Linked DNA regions of Homo sapiens: region 2 is linked to region 1. Evidence: read pairs that join two places in POLR2A ChIA-PET (ENCODE). Cell type or tissue: MCF 10A. All regions are shown on one strand. Links, peaks and the distances in the headings refer to the core of each region. The heading gives the core; the rest is flanking DNA. Region 1 overlaps CMIP (c-Maf inducing protein). Region 2 overlaps CMIP (c-Maf inducing protein).

Region 1 (9,455 bases), core at 597-8,596:
ATCAATTGCTAGGCTCAAAAAGTACAAAAGATTGATCAATTCATTTTTCATTCATTCCTTCATTCATCTGACAGACATTTACTGAACTTCCGTTATGCTGCAGGCGCCATGCTAGGTGCTGGAGATTCAGCAGTGAATAAGACAGGAGCTTAGTGGGCAAACAGACAACAAACAAAATATCTAAATAAATAAACTATTGGAGAGTGGCAAGGGCCGCATAAAGAATCACAATGGGGTGTCATGACAGGTGGCCGAGAGCAGGAGTAAAGAGTGTCACAGACCCCACGGCCAGTGCAAAGGCTCAGAGGTGGGAACAGCTGGGAGTGTTCAAGGAGGAGCAGAAGGTGAAACGGAGGGAGGGCTGGGTAAGCGATGCGTTGGAGAGAAGGGTGGGTCACTCCTGGAGAGGCTGGTAGGTCCACCTAGGGGCTCAGGGATTCCTCCCAGGGGTTTGCAGGAGCTTTAGCCAAGGTTCACAGGGATTGCTGCATAGAAAACAGACTTGAAAGGAGACAGTGGTGGCAGGGGGACAGCCTGCAGGCTGCTGCACAGGTCCAGGTGAGCGACAAGGCTGCCTGGACCCCACAATCTAGGGGAGGAGGCAGCTGCGTTCATCCTGTCCTTTCCACCACTGCATCGCTCACCCCTCAGAGGACCCCCTGGCCCCCAATCCCGGCGGCTGCCATGTGTCACCCAAGAAGGTTCTCTTTATGCAGCGTGCCTCAAAGTCACACTCGTGGGCCTGCCCTTCACTGTTCTGGCCTGTTCCAGCATCCCGTGCACTGTTCTGTTCTCCCTATTCTGCAGTAAATGACTCAGCCCTAACAGTATGTCTTGTCCTGAGCACTGCCGGAGAAGCCAGGGCTTGGTGGTTGGTTCTGTACTTCTTTTCCTCACCCATATTCAAATATTTATTGTGTTGGTCACTGATTGTCTGTGTCCCCTGCTACTGTTTATATACTGTGGGAACAGGAGGGTTCACCTGCTGTTTCATATGCCTAAATGGCGTCTGACATTTAGGAGGTGATTACTAATTTCCTGACAAATTAATGACTATCTTACAAAAATAAAGGCAACTTTCATCCGTGTTTTAACTGTAAGCACCACCCACAACACACTGGACAGAGGCTTTCTGAGTCTACCTTTCACATGCCCTGCCTTAGCTGTCTTAACGTGGCTTTGATCTGAAGTTGCAACCAAGGCTTTTTAGGGAAAGGTTGGGTATAAATAAATACATACTGTTTTTTTGTTTTGTTTTGTTTGAGACGGAGTCTTGCTCTGTCGCCCAGGCTGGACTGCAGTGGCGCGATCTCGGCTCACTGCAACTTCTGCCTCCCGTGTTCAAGCAATTCTCTGCCTCAGCCTCCCGAGAAGCTGAGATTACAGGCGCCTGCCACCATGCCTGGCTAATTTTTTTTGTATTTTTAGTAGAGATGGGGTTTCACCATCTTGGCCAGGCTGGTCTTGAACTCCTGACCTTGTGATCCACCTGCTTCGGTCTCCCAAAGTGCTGGGATTACAGGCATAAGCCACCGCAGCCGGTCCTTTTTTTTTTTTTTTTTTTTGAGACAGAGTTTTGCTCTTGTCACCCCGACTGGAGTACAATGGTGCATTCTCAGCTCACTGCAACTTCCGCCACTCGGGTTCAAGCGATTCTCCTGCCTCAGCCTCCTGAGTAGCTGGGATTACAGGCGTGCGCCACCACGCCCAGCTAATTTTTCAGTATTTTTAGTAGAGATGGGGTTTCACCATGTTGGCCAGGCTGGTCTCGAACTCCTGACCTCAGGTGATCCTCCTGCCTCGGCCTCCCAAAGTGCTGGGATTACAGGCGTGAGCCACCACACCCAACCCATACTGTTTTTAAAAAGCAGACAAGCTGCATGCCTACTGCCTGAAGCAGCATTTGGCCAAAAGCAGACTTTTTAGGACCAAGGAGACTTGTGTTTGGGCCGCTTACTGTGTGTCCTTAGGCAAGTTACTCCCCCTCTCTGAGTTCATTTCCTCTACTGGTTAAGATGAGAATTTATTTAATAGGTAGAATTCCTGGGAGCATTACCAGAGATCCAGTTTATCAAGGACTCAGCACAGTACCTGGAACAAACTAAAGAACGCAATCAAACGAACTATTTTGAGAAAGACCAATCTTTGCCTCTGGGGTCTTCCTCCCCAAACCCATAACCCAAGTCTAACCATCAGAAAAATATCAGACAAACCATAACTGAGGGACTTTCCTCAAAACTCCTGACCAGTGCTCATTAAACATGAGGAAAGCCTGAGCAGCTATCCCAGCCAAGGGAAGTTTTGGGAGACGTGACTACAGGTACTGTGGGGATCCTGGATGGGATCCCGGGACAGAAAAAGGACATCACGGAAAACCTAAAGAAACCTAATAAAATGTGGACTTCGGCAATCATGTATCAATATTGGTTCACAAGTTGTGACAAACGCAGCCCACAGACTAAGATACTAGCAGCTGGGGAAGCAGACTGCGGATGTGTGAGAACTCTGGGGTATCCTCGTCGCTTTCCTATACATCTCAAACTGTCCTAAAAGAAAATGTTTATTTAAAAACAAAAACAAGGCCGGGCGCGGTGGCTCACGCCTGTAATCCCAGCACTTTGGGAGGCCAAGGTGGGCGGATCATGACGTCACCTTGATCGAGACCATCCTGGCTAACATGGTGAAACCCCGTCTCTACTAAAAATACTAAAAAAACGAGCCAGGCGTGGTGGCGGGTGCCTGTAGTCCCAGCTACTCGAGAGGCTGAGGAAGGAGAATGGCGTGAACCCGGGAGGTGAAGCTTGCAGTGAGCCGAGATCGCGCCACTGCACTGTAGCCTGGGCAACAGAGCAAGACTCCTTCTCAAAAACAAAACAAAACCAAACAAAAAAAACTGCTGCTGCTGTAGTGCTATCACTGGGCAGGAACACGGGAGGCTTGCAGGGGACATGGGCTGGATTGGGATGGAAAGCCTCTGAACGCTGCTGTTCCTTGGGCTCAGATATGAGCTAACACTGCCCAGGCACCTCTGCCGTTCTGGGTACTTTCCTATCGCTGGGATTATTTTACAGATAACTGATAATTCCCTGGTAAGCTGAACATGACGACCGGAGCTCCAGGGGAGGAGATTCCTGTCTGGGGTAGGAGGCTGAATTGGATAAGAAAGAACATTAAAATTCTCCTCCATTGAGGGATGGTAGGGAATCCTGCTCTAAGATGTACAGCTAAGAGAACAATAAGCAGACGAAAAATTTTTTTCCTAAACGTTAAGAGCAGTGTAAGGCATACTGTATGATTCCATTTATATGACATCCTGAAATAAACAAAACTACAGGGGCTGAAATCACACCCATGGTTGCCAGCCGCTGGGGCGGGCGAGGGGCAGGGGGACTCTTGGGGGTGATGGGAATATTCTCTGTATTGACTGTGGGGGCGATGTCACTTGGCTGTATACATTTGTCAGAACTCACAGATCTGCACGCTAAAAGCGTGACTCTTACTGTATGTAAATTACAACGCAAACCTGACTGAAAAAGGCAATGCGTGAAGACAAGGTAATTTGGAAGATGACGAATAAAATCTTTCCCATAAAAATCCAATCAAGACCACTCATTAGCACTCTGGTGTGTGACTTTCCTGATTATTTTAATATATAATTTTTTATAAAGCCGAAATCATACAGTACAAAGAATTTTGTAACGCCTTTTTTTTCCCCACATTATCGCACATAGATGTCCCTGCTCTGAATGGCAAGCTCCAGAACTCTCACTGTAGCAGCTATAAAATATTCCGCCACCATCAATTTCATCCCTGCTCTCACCCCCTCCCTCAGGGACAGTGCCACTGTTTCATTTTATGCTGCCATGCACAACTCCGCAGTGAACATCCTTGTGAAACATGTTTTTCTACCCTATATTTAGGATTATTTCCTTAGGCCAGATTCCCAGAAATGGAATTACTGGGACAAAGGGCAAGAGCACGTTTTACGTTGTTGCCAAATTGCTCTCATTAAATGGATATTAAAGGGAACCGGAGAGCCCTGGCCAAGGCTAAGGGGCTTTTGTCCTGGGCCACCAGCTTGACAGGGCCATGTGAGAAGCAAGGAGCGAACCCAGGTAGGTTTGGTGGGACCGCTCGCTAACTGAGTGCCCGCAAGGTGACGGTGCCCAGAGGGTATTGGAGATGCGGCAGCCCACAAGCTGGGGTTCTGGCCCCGGGGGACGCTGCCTTCCATGGGAGCTGGAGAATGGGTCGGTGAACTCTGCCTTTGTCTTTTTGCTCTCGGGGACAGATATGGAGCTAGTTTTGGGGGATCCTGCATTTGCCAGACCAGGAAGAGATACTTCACCTCTGCCTGTTTCCAGGTGAGCCCCCTGTCCAGTGGCACACAATGCTGGATCTGGGCTGGAAAAAATAGGGCCTAGAAGGACCTCATGAGGGTCCCATGTGAACCCCCAGAGATCTTCAGAACTGGCATTCCAAACCAGATATGGCCTCAGACCTGCTTCCAGAGTGGGTGGGGAATGGGGTGAGCTGACCCCCCCAGAAAGAGCCCCCATTGGGCCCCCGATGCTGGCAGAAGACACCTAGCCTTCGCCTTCCCTTGCCTTTGTGGTGAGCCAGCTCCCTCCTGCCCAAACCTGCCTGCTGGTTTCCATGGGGATTCCTCTCAAAGTGAATACGAATCATGACGTCCAGGCTGACTCAAAACATGTGCCAGGGAAGGGAGGAGCTCCCGGACCCCAAAAGAAGCCAGTCTGGAAAATCCTCCCATGAGCTTATTCCCGAGGCCAGAGAAACCTTGCCCAGTCGGGGATGGGGTTGAAAACAGCAGCTGTTTGTCATGGGGCATGTGTGGCCCTGACAGCTGGGTGGATGTGCTGGGCTGGAGTCAAGTCCCCTCTCTCCCTACGTGGAAGCGGCTTGAATTATCACACAGGGGACACCCATGCTGCACAGTCGGGTTCCACGTGGCACCACCCCACTGTAAGGAAGGATTTGCTGGACCTGCACACACACCCTGGGGCCCCAAAGGAGAAACGAGAAGTTGGATGGCAGCCCTGCTTAGACAGTCAACAGCAACAACACCAACAACACTAATGATGAGGCTGCCATCACAGTGTCATACGCAGTGGTGCTCAAAGTGGCTTGCGCTGGGAGAATGGGCTTCAGTCCCCACCTCCCCTGGCTGCATTTCTAAAATTCAAAGTAAAATTCACAGAACGTAAAACTAACCATTAATCACTTAAGATGTACAATTCACGGGCATTGAGTCCATTCCTGATGCTGTGTCACCATCATCTCTATCGAGTTCTGAGATGTTTTTACTCCCAAAGGAAGCCCCATACCATTAAGTCGTCACTCCCTGCTACCCCATCCCCAGGCGCCAGGCAGCCACTAGCCTGGTATCTATCAATGGGACTTGCCTGTTCTGGACATGTCACATAAATGACATCACATACTTTGTGGCTGTTTGTGCCTGGCTCCTTTCACTTACTGTTTTTGAGGTTTATCTGTGCTATGGCATGAGTCGGAACCGCATTCCTTTCATGGCTGACTGACATTCCATTGTATGGGCAGGCCACATGTTTATACATTCATCTGCTGATGGACACATGGATTGTCTCTATCTTTTGACTATAGTGAAGAGCCAGCTTTATATATCTTTTTTTTTTTTTTTTTTTTTCAGATGGAGTCTCACTCTGTCGCCTAGGCTGGAGTGCAGTGGTGCGATCTTGGCTCACTGCAACCTCCGCCTCCCGTCAAGTGATTCTCCTGCCTCAGCCTCCTGAGTAGCTGGGATTACAGTCACCCACCACCACTCCTGGCTAATTTTTGTAATTTTAGTAGAGACAGGGTTTCACCATGTTGGTCAGGATGCTCTTGAACTCCTGACCTTGTGATCCACCCACCTCTGCCTCCCAAAGTGCTGGGATTACAGGCGTGAGCCACCACTGCTGCCATATATCTTTTTTTAATGATGACAGAAGGAAGGACACCTGCTATGCAGACGCTAGCCTCACTACACCCCACCCATATGGACATTCACAGGTGCCCGTGGTTAACATTCATCAAGCAGTTACCATGTGGCCAGCACCATGCTAAGAGCTTTATATATAATCCCTCATTTAACTTGACAACAATGCTAAGGCGGGGAGGCTGTTTTTATCCCTGTTATCCACATGCTACAGAGGAAGAAACTGAGGCACAGAGCAGGGGATGTCTCACACAGGCCTCCTGCTCTTATAAGACAGGCCCAGGATTCAATTTCGTAACCCCCCAAGACAGCAACTTCCATCCCTCTGTTATGCCAAATTCCTCTGGCCAGAGGCAAACTCCAATTTGTGTACCTTTGTGCTCACACACCTCAAGTACATATTATGAGAAAGGAGCTGGGACCACAGCCAAAGCCACAGCTGGAACCAGCATGGCAGGGGCCTCAGGTCCACCCTTCTGTTGCTACCCCACGCAGCAGGTCCTCAGACACCTATAGATCAGCTTGGCCTCCAAGGCAGAAACCCATGGATGCTCATTTGGGGAAGGCCCGTCAAAATATTTCATGTTCTTTTTAATCTCACAAACGGAAAGTCATACAGCAAACGCAAAGTGGCAGGTAACGATATGATCCTAGAAGGGCCGGTTTGGGCCTTGGTCCCAGAAGAAATCTCAAATGCCGTTCACACTCTCCCTCCCCTGGTTTCCCTCAGGTAATATGACCTCTCCTTGCCCCGGGGCTGTTGTTATTATTACTGTGATCCACTGGTGAGCTGGGCTGCAACCCAGCTGTGCCCTTGGTGTTGTGGGCACAGGGGAGCTGCCTGCACCTTTCTCAATGGCTGCAGAGTTGGGGTGACTGTGTCTATTTTGTATGGTTTCTCCAACCATTCTCCAGACGCCGACTGACCAGTTCTTTTTGCTGACACTTGACACTGCACCTTCCCCCATGCCAGGCCCTCAAAAGGTTACTACTCTTTTTTTTTTTTTTTTTTTTTTGAGACAGAGTCTTGCTCTGTCACTCAGGCTGGAGTACACTGGCATGATCTTGGCCCACTGCAACCCCCGCCTCCCGGCTTCAAGCGATTCTCCTGCCTCAGCCTCCCAAGTAGCTGGGATTATAGGCACACAACACCACGCCCAGATAATTTTTGTTATTTTTTAGTAGACATGGGGTTTCACCATGTTGGCCAGGCTGGTCTCAAACGCCTGACCTCAGGTGATCCGCATGCATCAGTCTCTCAAAGTGCTGGGATTACAGGTGTGAGCCACCATGCCCAGCCGAACGTTACTGCTCTTCTGTTGTGGCCTGTGAAACCAGGGCATGCAGTCTGTTAGAACCATGTGTAAAGTAAAAGTAATGAGGCTTTGAGCAAGAAAATCTCATGGGAGAAAAATACATCCCTCTTGTGTTTTATTTGATCTTACTTTCTTGGTGATAGCTCTAAAGTTCTTTGTAGCCTAAATGAGTTGATACTGGCACTGCCCTACAGGATCGTCTGTGATGATGCAAACGCTCCGTATCTGCACTGGCCAATGCTGTAGCCACCTGTGGGCCACTGAGCACCTGAAATATGGCCAGTGTGGTGGAGGAACCAAATTACACATTTTGTTTAATTTTTGTTAATTTGACTGTAAAGAGCCAGATGTGGCCAGGCGCCGCCCTGTTGGTCAGCTCTGTTGTAGGCGATACCCTCCTGTTGGTCAGCTCTGTTGTAGACGATACCCCCGTTGGTCAGCTCTGTTGTAGGCGATACCCTCCTGTTGGTCAGCTCTGTTGTAGGCGATACCCTCCACTTCTCTAGCGTGTGCCAGTTTCCAAAACACCTTCTTCCCGAGCACATTCATCCTCCCAGCCAGCCTTGTGGTCAGGATTAGTACTTTTAAAAACCACACAGATGAGGAAACCGAGACTCAGAACTACAGGGGAACAGTTATGTCCTGATCCTCCAGTCCCCTCCCTGGATAAGAGCTGTCACCTAAGGACTGAATTCATGAAGTCATTCAACAAGCAGAGGCCTCCTAGGTGCAACCCTATGCCCAGACCTGGGGATAGGCCAGTGATGGAGAGGGACACGGCTCTGCCATCACAGAGCCATCAAGCTGGGGGGGAGACAGATGATCCCTGAAGATGGCTGGTGAGAGGAACAGAAATCTGTGTCCTTGAGTGTGGCACTTTTCATATGTGCCACTGGGCATCTTTGACAGTTGAGTGTCCAACAAGACTCAGAGGAACCCCAAAAGGAAGCTGAATGGGGGAACTGGCCCAAGCCCCTGCTGGAGCCCCACGGAGTTGGTGGAGGGCCTGGGTGCAGGTGTCCCGCCCCCTGCTCTAGTCCCAGGACCTTCCAGGCTGGGAGACTCCCCCCCCCCCGCTCCCCTCGCTCACCTCCCACATCTCCAGGGCTCTTCCCACCTCCACAAGCCCTTAATCCCACAATCCTGCAAGAGGAAGGTATTGCATCACTCTCATGACAGACCAGAAATGAACACTCTGAGCAGGTGCACAACTTGACCAACCGCACACAGCTATTCAGGAGAGAGCTGGGAAGAAAACCAAGACCTTTGGACTTCACGCCCTGGCCTTTGTCTACAGGCAACTAGTAAGTTAAAGACCAGAGGGGTTACCAGAGTATGAGACCATCATACCAGCAGACTGGCTCAAATGGAAAAGATGAAAAATGATAAGTGTTGGCACAGACACAGTGCAAACAGAATCCTAAATTGCTGGAGGGAGTTAAACTGTGAATCCACCTTGTGACAGCTCTGCTGAAGCTGAACATGAGTCCCCTAGAACCCAGCAATCCCCTTCCTCCACAGAAAGGCCCATATTTGTGCTCCCAAAGATGTTTGCACAAGTGTTCCCTGAGCATTAGGTAGCCCAAACTAGAAACTACCCAAATGACCATCAAGAGAAGAATGAATAAAGAAATCCTGGTATATCCACTCAGCAGAAGCCTAAATGATGAGAATGTATGGTCTACAACTATGCACAACACATAGATGACCTACACAAACTGAGCATGGAGCAAAAGCAACTGGACAGAAGCATGTCATCAATGTACATCACCATGTGCTTCCACCCATACAAACTTCAGAAAGAGGTGCACCTGAGTCTGTGCTGTGGGAAGTCAGGGTACTGGTTATTGGGGTGACCAATTGTCTGGTATGCCTAGGACTAAAGGGTTTCTTGGGATGTTGAATGGTCACTACTCTATTGGGAAAATCCTGGGAAAACCAGGACATGGTGTTGATCCTACTGGTTACCCCATGGAGGGATGGCGCTGGAAAAAGGCAAATAGGAGCTTCTGGGGAGGGCTGGCAGCATTCTAGGTCTGGATTCTGGCTGTTGGTGATACAGGGTGTTCACTTTGTTAAAGTTCATCAAGCAGTATACAATGTGTGTACTCTTTTGTGTGTATGCAATGTTCCAATTGAAATTTTTTTTTTTTTTTTTTTTT
Region 2 (9,455 bases), core at 671-8,670, 58 kb before region 1:
GGCCCTAAGAATGTTCTGAACACAGCCCGTGGCTGCTAGCAGGGCTGGGGACAGTCAGCCCAGCTGTGGGTGCCTGGGTTCCCTTGATGAACACGGCTGCACTGCTTTCTAAAAATGAGTTTATTTTGGAGGGGGGCCAGTTCTAGGTTCAGAGCAGAACGGAGAGGAAGGTAGAGACCTTTCCCAGATACCCCCTGCCCCCGGCACGCACAGCCTCCCCAACGATCACTGCACATGCTCCTTTTAAGGATGGGGTGGGGGCGTTCCAGGCGGCCCTGAAATGTACCCTGGGCACGCAGGCCAGCAGGCATGTGGGGCACTGGAAAAGGAATCCTGGTGGAGAGACAGGGCCCAAGAGGACAACACAATCTTGTTTCCCTTTCCTGTCCCCTGATGCACACACAGAGGACTCCCTGGGCAGGGGGTAAAGTGCACCACGGTCCCCTTTCCTCCCAGGTGCCTGCATTTCTACCCCACAAGCTGGTCTCATTGGTGGACACAGCCCTTGCCTCCCCAAAGGACCGTGCGGTGTAACAAATGTAGCACGTATACCCTGTGGGATATTTGTTACAATGGAGAACCCCACACTGACACATCATTGTTACCCAGAGTCCACAGTTGACTTTAGGGTTCACTCTTGGTGCTGTGCGCTCTGGGTGTTTAGACAAATGTCTAATGTCCTGGAGCCACCAATGTAATATCATAGGAAGTCGTTTCACGCCCTAAAAATCCTCTGTGCTCAGCCAATTCGTCCCTCCCTCTCCCCAACCCCTGGCAACCACCGATCATTTTACTTTCTCCATAGTTTTGCTTTTTTCAGAATGTCCTGTAGTTGGAATCGTGCAGTGTGCAGCCTTTTCAGATGGGCTCCTCTCACTTACTAATATGCATTTAAAGCTCCCCCTTTCTCTTCGTGGTCTGCTAGCTCGTTTTTTTTTTTAGTGCTGAATAACACTGCATTGTTACACAGTTTATTTATCCATTCACCCACTGGAAGGCATTTTGGGTGCTTCCACGTTCTGGTAGTCATGAATACAGCTGCTGTAACGTCGGCATGTAGATGTTTGTGTGGACAGGTGTGTTGAACTCATTTGGGGAAATACCTACGAGTGCCATAGCCTTAAAATTTTTTTTTTTTTTTTGGAGTTAAAAAAGTAGACGAGATGAGAGCTTTTGTTTGCTTTTTGTTTGGTTTTGACCTTAAAGCTTGAGACTATTTCAGATGGTACACATAGGCGTTCTGACAGGGTCCTTATTTAATATATAATGAGACTTCTGTAAAGCTAAGATTCTGCATGTTTGGTCTGAAAGACCTTGGAAATTGGGTATGATAGTACGAGGGCTTTGGCATTTGACCACCAGGGTGTTGAAAATTCTGTGACTCTTCAACTGGTGGCTTTAGCACTCGGGTGGCAGTCTGCAGACCCAATTCATCACCAGCGCGGTGTTTTGTTTTTCATACTGGAAAGGAAGCCCTTCACAGGCTGTGAGGACAAGGCCCAGCCCCTCCCTCGTGTCCTGCACACATGTATCACCCACCCGGCCCCCAGATGAGGATGCTAGACCTGGGATAAGAGAAATCAGGGCTCCCCTGAGAAAGCAAGATGAATAAACTTTCCTCAGATCTTGGAATTTGGCAGGAGTTTGGCAGAGCGGACGCAGCGCGGGAGGCTTTGGTCCCCTCAAGCTCTCCTCTCTGGGCTCCAACTCCCAGAGGCAAAATAGCCAAAGAAGCATCCCACATGGCTGGGACCCCCCTCCCTCCAAAAGGCAGACGGCCCTCTTTGAAACACCCACACAGGATTACAGCAAAGAATGCCAAAAAGGGTACCTTTTTCTACCTCATCCCTTTCCAAACTGTGCTACTAGGAACGCTGAGGTAAGAAACACAGTGAGGCAAGTGAAGCCTCAGGTAGGAAACACAGTGAGGCAAGTGTATCTTGTTCTACAACAAATATCCAGTGTTCTAGAACCAGACTTTGAGAATCATGAGATCTGGGTGAAATCCTAAGCTTGAGAGGCAAGCATGGGGCAGGTTTGGGTTAAATTGGACAGGAGATGGAGGAGGTGATCTGTTGTGACAGGCAGAGGAGCAGCTGGCCGTTCTCTCAGGATACTGGGTTATTTAATTCCACTCTTCTGGGGGCATGATACCCATGAGTCCCGGAGGCAGACAAGGCCCTTGTGTGTCCTGAGGAGCCCGGGGCCTGTGTGTATCCACACCTGTATACACACACACACACTCACGGGTGTTCACTCCCTGGGCCAGGGGGCACACATTGCACATGCCCACATTAAGGATGGGGGTGGGGGTCATTCCAGGCCCTGACAGGTACCCTGGGCACTCAGACCAGAAGGTGTGTGGATTGGTAGAAAAGGAATCCTGATAGGGAGGCAGACTCCAGGAGGACAACTGAATCTTGTCTCCCTTTCAAAGCTCCCGTCCCCTGACACATACACAGAGGACTCCCTGGGGTGAGGGGTGGGGGGCCGGGAAGGGGCGGCAAGGGAAATCAAGCGCACCACAGCCCCCTTTCCTCCCAGGGGCCTGCTGTTCCACCCCACAGGCTGGTCCCACTGCTGGACACAGCCCACGCCTCTCCAAAGGACAGCGGGTGACCGTGGCAGGAGGCAGGTAATGGGAGCGGGGAGGGATGAGGACCAGCTGAGCGGGGCAGCAGGGGTATGACAGGGGAGTGCTGAGAACATGTCTCTCCAAGGACATAAAATTATTACACTAAAAAAACCACACAGCAAAGAACAAAACAGGTTTGTGTGATGGTTCGGCCTGAGCCACAAAGATGTGCCCTGGACATGTCCTATGTGAATCCCACTGCAAGGCTGGCGCCGGGTGCCCGGCAGCGGATGCCCTGCTCCACAGCTCCTCTAAGCTAACCTGGAGCACCGTGCTGCCTCCCGTGTTCAGGGAAAGCCCCACAGCCGCACCCCACCGTGGGCCAGCCACTGCGCAGAGGAACCTTGGCTAATAATAACCCAGCTCTGACGTCATGAGCCCAGGAAATCTGCAGCAACCTGTCTCCTAAGACAGCCGGGAAGTGATTCCAAGGAAAAGCAAGATGTTCCCCTTGTGACTCTTTGTCACCTGTCTGGCAGAGACGTGGGTGTAGCCCTAAGAATGGGTGCCGGGCATGCCCTCTCCGCCTGTGTCTGGGACCGTGACCCAAGACGGTGGGGCCCAGGTTTTTGGCCTTTCTGTGCAAACCCAATCCCTGGTATGCGCACAGAGGGAGGTTACTTCCTGCAGCCACAGCCCCAGCTCAGCAATCCCGTACCTTGCAAAAGAATTCACAGAGATCTGGTGGTGGGTGGTTGTTTTCCAGCAAAGGAGCGATTGCCTGAAACACAACAAACAAGCATCAGGAACCGTGGGGTAGATAGCCACGGAAAGACTTCGAACAATCTCCAGGCCATATTGTGAAGTGAAAAAAATAAATGCAGAGCAACACATCCTGCATCACATCATTCATATTAAAAGCAGAAAAAAAAAGAAAAGAAAAAATCCCCCAAAAATCCACAACCGTATCTGTCTGTGTGGGTTTGTCACCACCTGAAAACAAGGTGTTTCTAAAGAGGGCACTGGGATGGGATGAAATACTCTTTTCCTGATGAAAACATACTCATACTCATGAAATACTTGCAAAATTGGCTGGGCGCAGTGGCTCATGCCTGTAATCCCAGCACTTTGGGAGGCCAAGGCAGGTAGATCACTTGAGGTCAGGAGTTGGAGACCAGCCTGGCCAACATAGGGAAACTCCGTCTCTACCAAAAATACAAAAATTAACTGGGTGTGGTGGTGTGCGCCCCTGTAATCCCAGCTACTCGGGAGGCTGAGGCAGGAGAATCACTTGAACTTAGGAGGCGGAGTTGCAGTGAGCCGAGTTCCTGCCACTGCACTCTAGCCTGGGTGACAGAGTGAGACTCTGCCTTAAAAAAAAAAAAGAAAAAAGAAAAAAGAAATACTTGCAAAATGAGATTTTAAGTAAAATTAAAAGTTCTGTCACAGCTAGTATGGCTGGGGTCTGGGTCTGAACTCGATTCTGAACTTGAACCTAGATTCAGCTCATGTTCTTCACCACCATGGTGAGCGCCTTCCATAGTGAGCCGGACCACAGCTGGGGTTTGGACTCCTGGTCCATGACCAACAACGGTTACTACTGCCTGGCCAATGGAATGAATAAAACCAACTCAAGCTATGGTAGAAAAATTAGCGCATAAAAAACTACCAAGCATGTCCAAAGAAGACTAATTGCCAATAGGGCAAATAAGAGGATGTAACTGTTGGAATGAAAGGAGGCTCCAGAAGGCATCATAATAATGACAACAGCAATAGTAATAAAAGAATGCTGGAAGGGGAGGCTGTAAAATGCAGGGGTGAGGGTCAGACCCTCAGATCAAATTCTTTCCTGTTCTCAGGCATTCCTGCTGAGCCGGGAAGCTCAACCTGACCCAATTAAGGGTTCAGTTCAGCCACATTAGCTGGATAAATGCAGCCTGGATTTCTCAGATCAAAATTTCTTTCCCAGGCTTGTCCTGAATGCAAGCCCTTGTCCTCCATCCAGGGCTTCCAGGCACTCAGTGGGACCCACAGGTGTTGCTGGCAGGGAGAGGAAGGCAGTACCTCCTTCCAGCTCTCATGCTTGCTCCTGGTTCTGCAGCAGCCCGTCTTACCACTTTGCCTTTGCACATGTAAGTCCCCCTGCCTGAACTGCCTTCCCCAGCTTGCTCCGTTTACCTGACATTCTCCTATCTATCCTTTAAGATTCACCTTGGTCACCTCCTCCTGGAAGTCCTCCATCATCATCCTCCCAGGACCCTCCCTGACAGAGGTTAAGTACCTATCCTCTGCACCCCCTCTAACACCCAGAACAAACCTCAGCCCTTGGCCATGTTATTTTTGTATTATCTGTTGATCTGCCAGGTTCTCTCAGCACACATTCAGTCCTCAATGGCAGGCCTCAAGTCTTGTCCAGCTCTCTATCTGTGTCTGGCACATAGTCAGACTCACATGCTCAGCAAAGTTCGTTAAATGAATTGATGAATTAATACTATGCCAGAAAAAGGTGGTGGTGAGTGATTGGGGGTGCCCAGGTTGACTTGTCCTCCTGTTCTGGCAAGAGAAGGCAATGGACAGTCCGGGTGAAAGCATGGAGAAAACCTCTATACTGTTAGCGTTAGCAAACACCCACTGAGAGCCCACTACGTGCCAGACACTGGAGCTGACAGCAAAGGCAGAAGCTGCTGCCTTGACTCTCCACAATCAAAGGCCTGGGGCTCACCTCATTTTGTGCATACAGTACCCAGCTAGGCTTGCCAGGGCCGACTGAGTGGGTCCCCCAAGGCCCTGATTCGGCTAGAGGAGCGTGAGGGGCCTAGTGACTGATGCTGCTCTTGTTCTGTACCTTGCAGCCAGGAGACATCCCAGGCAGGTTAGTTCCAAGGTCCCCTCCTGGGCACAAAAGGCTCTGCCTCTTGCTTCTATTTCATCTCCCATCCGCCTGCTTCTCATTTCCTTATGCTTTATGCTCCAGCAATGCTGAAGCTTCCAGAACACACTACGTTGCTTTAAATCTTTGTGCTCTTGCACATTTTGTTTCTTCTCTCTGGGATGCTTTTATCCCGTTTTGCCACCTGGAAAACTCCTATTGATCCTTCAAAACCCAGCTCAGATAGCACTACCTCTAGGAAGCTTTCTGGCTCCTTTCCCAGGGGAGTTTATCACTCTACTTACTCTCTGCACTCAATGTCTCTATTTTTTGCGGTGATCACTTTTGTCTTCCTACAATAGATGATGAACTCCTTAGGGACTAGGTTATCTGTGAATTCAAATACATAGCATGGTGCTTACCATCTAGCAGGTGCAATTTCATTTCTTTCTTCTCTCAAGTGAGAGTTAGGTTTCGTAGCTAAAAGTCATTCAGGAAGATATTTTACCCCAAAAATGCTTACATCATGGTAGAGTCCCAGAAAATAGCATCTCACTTTATGTATCACAGGGAATTAAATCCAAGTTCTATTTGTGGATTAATTGGGAGACATGTCCTGGGGCAAGAAAGAGAACGTTTACCTTTCAGCTAATGGGGTGATGCCTCTGAATAAATTATACGGGCTCTGCCATCTCCTGCCTTCAACTCCCTAGGCAGAGACGCAGGAAGGAGGAGGCGATTATGATACATTTGCTACAAACCTCAAAGACAGACAATTACACTCCCGCTCCTATCAACTGGGGCTCTGAAATATGCAAAGGCAGAGGGAGGTGCGTCCGGCTTGCTAGAAAAGACAAAACGGAGCAAGGCCAGATGCTGGTGGATTACGCAGGCGCCAGAATTACCCCAAACCAGGAAAAGGGTTGTAGGCTCCAGGAGGCGGAGGTGGGTGGAGGGAGCGTGTTCGAGAGGAACTTACCACAATGATGTTTTCATGCTCCTGGGTGGTCAAGTTTGTGTTCTAAAGGATTGAATGGAGACAGCAGGAGGAAAACAAAACAAAAGAAAATTAAGAAAACGAGCATTTGGATTTCAAGATCCACAGTTTTGAAACATCTTCAGCGTCACAGACCAACTGTCACTGTCATTTTTTCTTAATTAAACAGATCAGAACACCCTCAGGGGCAAGGTCGGGAAGGGGGAGAAGGTATGGTTTTGGGGCAGGGAGAACTGAGTTCTTGTCCCTGTTTCGGGGCTTGAGTTATGTGACCTTGAGTGAGTCGAGTCTAGGGGAGACTCAGTTCCTGCTTCGGTCAACAGGGCTTCCAGTAACCTCAATAGGCTATTGGGAGAGGATCTGGCCCTCGTCAAAGTGAAACTGCTTAGAAGCCAGAAGGCAGGTTCATAATAAGTATGTAAAGAAACAGACCTTTCAAGAGTCCTAATCTGTGCCAGGCAGCCTTTTAGGAGTAACACGTATATGATTTCAGTGCTTCTCAAACTAAGTTCCCAAGGAACATGAAGTTCCGTGAGTGGGCCCGAGATGTTTTAGCTGAATTCAAATTCTAGCAACTGACTTGCAAAAACATAATTAGGTTGAATGGATTACATTTGCTGAAATTTTAGGGGTCCTGTTTCCTTCCCAATCTGGACTTTTCTTAAATAATTGGTAACTGTTACAGGTTGAACATCCCTTACTGAAAATGCTTGGGAACATGTGTTTTGGATTTCCATTTTTTTTTTTTAAATTTTGGAATATCTGCATTATACTTAACCAGTTGAGCAACCTAGTCTGAGAATGCAAAACCTGAAACTCTCCAATGAACGTTTCCTTTGAGTGTCATGTTGATGCTCAGAAAGTTTCGGACTTTTGGCCAGGCATGGTGGCTCCCATGCCTGTAATCCCAGCACTTTGGGAGGCTGAGGAGTGTGGATTGCTTGAGGCCAGGGGTTCAAGATCAGCCTGGCCAACATGGTGAAACCCCGTCTCTACAAAAAATACAAAAATTATCTGGGCATGGTACTCGCTACTCGGGAGGCTGAGGCAGGAGAAGCATTTGAATCCAAAAGGCGGAGGCTGCAGTGAGCTGAGATTGTGCCACCACACTCCAGCCTGGGCGACAGAGCGAGACTGTCTCTAAAAAAGAAAGTTTTGGACTTTGGAGCATTTCAGGTTTCACGATTAGAGATGCTCGACCTGTGCCGCCATCTGTGAGTACTTGAACAAGGAAAGAGACGGCTGTGCCATAAACAAGGAATCACAGGAAAACTCAGAAGTGCCCGCCCTTCTTTCTTGCTAGTTTCGTGGTGTGTTCTGCTTTGCTTGTCTGTTTTGGTGGACACACAGTGGTGCCAATTCGTATTTCCTAAAAGAGCCACATTGGCTGCTTGTAAAGAGACCTCTCATTTGAACAGTGTTGGCAAGATCGATTGTTCTGGTTCTAGACAGAGCCCCATGGCTCCCACCACCTGGACAGGCTTAAGGCATATGGGGGTATCTAATGTGTTTACAGAAGCCAAGGCAAAAGAAAAGCTTGCGAGCTATGAATTTGCTTTTGCCCAATAAGCTGGCTCCCGAGGGCTGCGGGAGGCCGTGAAGCCAGGTCAGCATCTGAATGAACAACATGAGTCTCTACCGGTCCCCATGAGACGTCCTGACCTAGGTGAGGTTGGACCCAAGATACCTAGAATGCAGGCATGTGAAAGGATGTTTTTTGGATCTGAACACGCTTTTTTTCTTTAGTGGATATGAGTGGAGTTTGAGCAGCCTGTTTATGGTAGATTATTAACTATCAGTCATTTTTCAGCTTCGGGGAGAAGCCTGGCCTTGGTCTCTCCTTATGACTGCTGAGCTCTCTATGCCTCAGGCACTGTGTAAGAGCTTTGTTTTGCTCATGCCACCAATTTCTTTTGATTATGACAGGTTCTCTACTATCCCATTGACTGATCAGCTGCCTAAGACTGACGGGATGCAGTGACTAGCAGGCGCAGGGTAATAGGGGCTGCAGTGAGGATATGAACCCGTCTGTCCTTACTCTAAAGTCTATATTTCCTGCCACTGAGCTACAGTGCTCCACCACCCATCCAAGAAGCAGTTCCTTATTTTGGGCTGCCAAGGGCAGCTCGACACATCCATCCCTCGCCGCCACCCACGCACCTTTCCAGGAAGGCTTTGGCGACCACGGACATCATTTCCTTTGTCCCAGTCACAGGACAGCCCATGCATTCTACAGGGAGCCTTCTCTCCCCCAGGGCCATTTTCCACCCCTGGTAGAGCATGTCCACCAATAGCCACTGCATTAGAGGGAACACCTGACTCTCGAGCTAAGCGGCCACTTTACACGCAACTCAACAAAGGCCTGGGAGGGTGGGGACAGCCAGCTTTGCTTTGCTGGTGGACGGACAGTTCTTTCTCGGAACTGTTTTGCGTCCTTAGCAGCTCCCTCCACGATGCCCCTCTGCCTGCTCCCTCCAGATCCTTCCACCTTCTGGTTGGTCTGGTGATGCCTGGAACCTCTCCAGAGGAGGCCTTGCAAACAACTTGGGCAAACAGAACAGAGAAACAACCCAGCCCCAAAACAGGGCACGGAGGTCGAAGGCAGATGTTTGTTTTTCCAGCTACTAGCTCCAGACCCCTGGCTGAAGGTGCTTACGGGGTTCAGACCACAGACATCTCCTATGACAATGAAAATGTGGCCATGTATCAAAGGCCCTTGCAAGTTAGGCACAGTGCCAAGCACTTTATGCATATGAGAGGATCGCATCTTCAATTCTGTGAAATAGGTACTCGTCTCAGACCCAATTTACAGAAAACAACTGGGCACAGAAAGGCCTAGCAACTTGTCCAAGGCCACCCAGCTACTGAGGGCAGGACAAGGTCCTTCCGACCCTACAACACGGTTTCTCACTCTTCATCTCCATAGTTACATACTTGCCAGAAAGTCTCTACCAACCCGGGTTTATCTCACATCTATGTGCAGGGGCATAAGCTTCATCACTGGGCAGACCCGG

Evidence for each region. Peaks named below come from ENCODE experiments on the same cell type or tissue, not always from the same donor. Only the 100,000 strongest peaks of a DNase experiment are listed, where the experiment ranks them.
Region 2: POLR2A ChIA-PET joins it to region 1 with 7 read pairs; 2 of 35 experiments call an interaction of 5 or more read pairs at or near these places.

Annotation. Positions count from the first base shown.
Region 1 is chr16:81,596,507-81,605,961 of GRCh38, reverse strand. All of the region lies in intron 1 of CMIP (c-Maf inducing protein), which reads right to left. Among named protein-coding and RNA genes, the nearest start is that of MIR6504, 10 kb to the left of the region's middle. In MCF 10A, for the core only: no CTCF peak of the experiment used is centred there; DNase peaks (open chromatin) are centred at 3,921, 4,681, 6,361, 6,711 and 1 weaker place.
Region 2 is chr16:81,654,785-81,664,239 of GRCh38, reverse strand. CMIP (c-Maf inducing protein) reads right to left here. Exons shown (of 21, transcript NM_198390.3): 5 at 6,424-6,465; 6 at 3,294-3,356. Among named protein-coding and RNA genes, the nearest start is that of MIR6504, 48 kb to the right of the region's middle. RefSeq lists an enhancer at 1,715-2,612. In MCF 10A, for the core only: no CTCF peak of the experiment used is centred there; no DNase peak of the experiment used is centred there.